2 separate regions of the Mus musculus genome follow, and region 2 is linked to region 1. A link is a loop called in an ENCODE intact Hi-C map of the cell type or tissue named here. Cell type or tissue: heart. All regions are shown on one strand.

Region 1 (2,500 bases):
ATTACAGAGGAAAACTTAGGTATCAAAAAAATAGCCTTTTTTCTTTTGACAGAGGGCTTATTTGTGAAGGATTAGGCGTGGTGTGTGTGTTAACAATCAGTGTAGCATGAAAAAAACAGACGAGGCGACTGTGTGAAAATATAACACCTTCGATATGCACGGGACTAAGAACCAATGGTCCAGGTCTTGCAGAACACAACTCTATGATTAAGCTTCATGGCTCACCAGCCTCTCTTTTCAAGATTGGTTTGCTTGGCAATCCAGCCCTCTGGCCATGACTCTGTATAGGGATGTGAGACCGAAACCCCAAGATCCTGCGTGGCTTTCACTCGGCCGGAGAAAAGTGACAGGGATGCTGGCGGGAAAACCCTGCAGGCCAAGTTTCCCCCCCACCAAGCCGGGCTCCCCTCCCCCTTCTGGCCACCTTCGCCAAAGAGAAGGATCCAAAGAGAAAGTATACAATCCAATCAGCGAAGGCCTCGGAGAAAGTTGATCGTGGCACCCATTTCCCATCCGCGGGAAAAAGCCAGGCGGCGGCTGAGTGGCTGGAGAGCGGCAGCTTGTCCCCCAGCGCCGGGATGGCCTGGCGCCTCGGGAGGGCCGGGGACTAGGCCCGGCCACCCGCCCGCCCGGGAAAAACTCCTTCCCTCCCGCGCAGCCCGTGCCTTCGGGCCCGGGCGCTACCTGGGACGCGTCCCTGGGGGTGGACAAAGGATGCGCCAGGGACGCCGGGACGCGGACCAGCCCCGGGCGGCCAGAGCGGACAACGGCCTAGCGGGGAGATGGGGGAGGGGGTGGCTGGAGACCCGCCGGACCGAGGGGTGGGGCAGGGCCTGTCGCGAGGCCCGGGCGGCGGCCGCCCTCCACCTCTCCCCCACCCCGAGGTGGGGCGAGGGTCGGATTTCAGCCTCACCTGAAGTCCTTGTCGCTGGATGTCATTTTCTCCAGCAAGTTGGAGATGTGGTACGAAGCGCTCGCCATGTTGCCGGCCTCGATCCCGCCTGCTGGCTCAGTGGCTGCTGGGCCCCGCGGCCGGGGCTCCTCCTCTCCTTGGCGGCGGCGCCCGCTTCCAGGGTCGCACCGCGACGCGGACTGGGGAAGGCGCTCCGACGCGACGTCCAGTCCCCGGCCAGACGGGGATGGGGAGGGGAATGGCTGCCCCGGGGGGGAGGTAGGGGAGGCCGAGAGTGAGTGACGGGGACGGCCTAACGACGGCGCTGCTCGCGGGGCGCCGAGCTCATGGGCGGCGGGACGGACGGCTTGGGCCTCGCCGGGAAGCCAGACACTTGCGTTCGGGCCGCCTCGCTCCCACTCCCTCCGCACTCGCTCCCTAGGGCAAGAGGCCAAAGCCCGCCTCCTTCGCTAGGAGGGCGGGGGCGGCCGACGCAGGGCGCTGCGGGGAGGCGGGGTCGGAGGTCACCGGGGCTGCCCGGCGCACTCTGCGCAGTCGCGGTTTACAGGGACGCTCCCGTTGGCCCGGCCGGCTGTCTGTCTTCGCACGGGCCGCCTTTCGGGCGGAATGGCAACGCCTCGAGGGGCTCTTCTCGCGAGACCTTAAAGCGACGGTTAAAGGACGGGCAGTGAGCGTCCAAGGCCGGAGTTCTGCAAACGCTCCTTGCTCCTCCCTGCGACATTAAGAAGGAAGGTCTATGCGTTTGAAAGCGCGTGGGGCTTGTGGGTGATGATGCTAAGAGCTGGCCTGGAGGCCAAGGGGTGCAATGGAAAAATGAGCTCTCTTTCCGAACGGTACGCGTGGCCGAAACTGTCCCCTAACAACCATGCTGTATGGTTGCCACGTGAGAACTACGACTCCCACAATTCAATTGGGGACACACGAAGGACGTGATTGGCTCTTTGAACCTGGAGTTTCTTTATTGGTTCCCGTGGTCGGAGAGAATGCTGGGATTTGCAGGCAGGCAACGCGGGTTATGCTAAATAAAATCTTTCCATCGGCGTGTGCTGTTTCTAAAGTGTCTGTTTCCCTGAAAACATCGCCCACTCCCACCCCCACCCCCGTCCTCATGTTGTTTTGGGCAAGCGCCTTGCAAAATTCAGTGTTTTGGTAGGGGCCTAGTCGAACCTTAGTACTAATCTTTGCTCCGCTAAAAGGCCTCAGGGCCACAGTTTGGACGTAATCCTTTTATTCATCCCGGAGCCACTTTTTTTCTGTTCCATTTAGGTCCTAGTAAGGATTCTCTCCCAATGCCAAACATGGATGGTGCACGCCTCTAATCCCTGATCAGTAGAGGCAAGTGTAGGAGAGCCTTGTGGGTCTCAAGTATAAAAGCTAGCTTGGTCTCTAAATCGAATCCTAGGCCAGTTAGGGGTATCTAGTGCAAACCTGTCGCAAATAGGGGAGGTGGTGGGGAAGTATCATTGCAGATTGTGCTCTGAGCCTACATCTTTCAATAGTCGGCTTCTGTGCACTTAGTTATGAAATCTAAGTTTTCCTATGTGCTCGGATACACCAACACAACCACCAGAGATCAGAGGTGACATG
Region 2 (2,500 bases), 1.1 Mb before region 1:
TCCTGGCTGGCTTCCTGCAGGGGGTTTCATTTCATGTTCCACTGTGTCTTGCCTGTGTCATTTTTAATTCACAGGACTGGGGTTCTGTCCTCACCGATTAACATTAACGAAAGGTCTCCTGGATGCATGGCAGCACAGGGTCTTATTTAATATTCTCTCTGTTTTAGATATCAGGTGGCTTCTTCAAATGAATTTTTAAATTATCTCCATGATAATGAAGAAGATCGGAGACATCAATTAGGAGCCAAGAAGAGGAGTCTGCAGGAAGCACTTGAAGGGACTGGGAAGGGTTGATGGGAACATCCCAACACAGGACAAAGGTAAATTCATTATTCCTAGAAGAACCCCGGCAACCTTCTCTCCAGACATATGTCTGCCTTGATCATCTTATCTTCCTCTTCTTGCAGTTGTAATTTTCAAGGCCAAGTCTGAAAATTACCCCTGAGCCTCTTCTAATCATCTCTACCCTCAGGGACCACTCTGCTTCAAACTTCCCATTCATGCCTCTCACTTGGAAAGCGAGCCCAGGACATAGTATATTATGATCGACTAAATAATGTATTTAGCATGTCTGGGTAATTTTTTTTCTGGACTTTCAGAATTAGCAGTGTTTCACGATGGGCAATAACCTATAAAAGTCAAATGGAATTTTATTTTTATTTATTCTTTCAAGACCGAGTTTTTCTGTGTAGCCCGATACTGGAACTCACTCTGTAGACCAGGCAGAGATCTCCCTGGCTCTGCCTGCCCAATGTTGGGACTGGTGGTGCATGCCTTTAATCCCAGCACTATGGAGACAGAGCCAGGTAGATATCTTTGAGTTCCAGGCCAGCCTGGTGTACAGAGGGAATTTTATTTTTAAAAAGGATGAGTTGGCTTTGCGGTCTTAATAAACTTTACTTGAATCATCCTAGGTCGTATGTATTTTTGGACCTATCCTTTTTGACCCAAGGCTCGTGTAACGCTTCTCTCCTTAGCAACTTCTTTTCAGCCGGGTACTCTAGGGGCAATTTCCTTTATGGACAAAGAGACTGTGGGTTCTGTCGTGCATTCTGGAATGCCAGGCACACTTTCACGTTCTGTGATGTCAGGGAGCTGGAACCAGTGAGGTAGGCTCTTGCCGAGCCCGGCCACACTACACAGACAGGCTGCGGTGCGCGCACTGCGGGGACTCTGCCTGCAGCCTCCTGAACAAAGCTCCCGCGGGCTCCGCCCACCGCAGCTCCGGTATCCTCATTGGCCAGCTCTTCGCCCGCCATTAGGGAGCGGGGCCGTGCCCTTACGAGTGCTGGTTGGTCTAATCGTAATGACGGTGAGGGCTGCCATTGGTCTTTAGGCCTCAAAATGGGCGGAGCAAGGCCGAGAGGCGGGGCGGGAGGGCGGCGCGGAGTGCGCCGGCGCGTCGTCGGGGACGCCGGGTCCAGGATCTTGCTAGGGAACCAGTGTTGTCGCGTCGTCCCGCCCCCTCGGGGCTTTTGCTCCCGTTAACTGTCGGCGGGGCAGGCTCCGCAGCGCAGGGCGACATGCCGGTGCGCTTCAAGGTGAGGCCGGGGGCTGGGCGGCGGGTGGCGGGGACGCCGCGGGGTGGGTGCGTGACGCGCCTGTGCCGTACCGAGCCTCCTGGCCGGAGCCTGTGCGGGGCGGAGGATGCTCCGGCCGGTGGCCCAGCGCGGAGGGGCGGGTGGGGAGAGTTCGATGGGGGCCTGACGGCGTCAGTCTGGGGTCGCCAGGAGCGGAGGCGGAAGGAGGGCCCTTGACAGTGGGACGAAAGGCTGCTGTCGGTGTAGGACACCTGTGGTTCCTCTTGCCGATAGCATTCAGCTCCTTTCCTGCAAAACTTTAAAGCGCGCGGGTCTTTTAAACGCTTGGGAAGCGGGCCCCAGTAAAAGGAGAGCGTGGGTAGGTGTGCAGCCTGCTAGTTGCACGTTTGCTTTAGGTTTTGCTCACAGTTCCAGATAGCTGTCTGTGTCTAACGCCTTTCCACGCAACAGGTGGCCACAGTGTTTCTGTAATCCCGGACTCTTTAATTCTAAAGTGCTTGCCAGACAGAGTGGGAGGGGAACACGTCTTTCTCTAATTGCCTTTTATTAAAAGCCATAACATTATGCACTCGATGAATTTAGGATAAACCTCTAGTGAGGACTTAGGTTTGTTACCACACTTTGGAATCAGAGAACCAGTTATAGCGCAGCCTCATTGAGGGACTCCGGCTTGTCTGGCTCGGGTGGTTGTGAGGATTAAGGGGCTACTTAGCCCAGGGCTGGGTAAATATTAGCTATTATTAAGGAGCTTGACTGGGGTTTAATTCTCATTCTTGGGCCTTTCAAGAACACTCTTCAGAGGTTGAGGTTTTTTTGTTTTTGTTTTTCTTTCTGATGCTAAAACACCTCTTCACTACACTGTGCTCAAATTGCACTTTTCATTATAGGGGCTGAGTGAATACCAGAGAAACTTCCTGTGGAAAAAGTCCTATTTGTCAGAGTCTTATAATCCCTCAGTG

Evidence for each region. A loop is a pair of places that touch in the nucleus more often than their neighbours do. Peaks named below come from ENCODE experiments on the same cell type or tissue, not always from the same donor. Only the 100,000 strongest peaks of a DNase experiment are listed, where the experiment ranks them.
Region 2: it touches region 1 in a loop (2.9-fold over the local background); 2 of 42 quality-filtered maps call a loop at or near these places.

The regions. Positions count from the first base shown.
Region 1 is chr10:119,238,728-119,241,227 of GRCm38, forward strand. Cand1 (cullin associated and neddylation disassociated 1) reads right to left here and starts at 1,328. Exons shown (of 15, transcript NM_027994.1): 1 at 914-1,328. The coding sequence starts at 981. In heart, no CTCF peak of the experiment used is centred here; DNase peaks (open chromatin) are centred at 1,434 and 1,814; H3K4me3 peaks cover 2,500 bases; H3K27ac peaks cover 2,500 bases.
Region 2 is chr10:118,140,422-118,142,921 of GRCm38, forward strand. Mdm1 (transformed mouse 3T3 cell double minute 1) reads left to right here and starts at 1,366. Exons shown (of 14, transcript NM_148922.3): 1 at 1,366-1,541; 2 at 2,429-2,500. The coding sequence starts at 1,524. In heart, no CTCF peak of the experiment used is centred here; a DNase peak (open chromatin) is centred at 1,330; H3K4me3 peaks cover 1,757 bases; H3K27ac peaks cover 1,489 bases.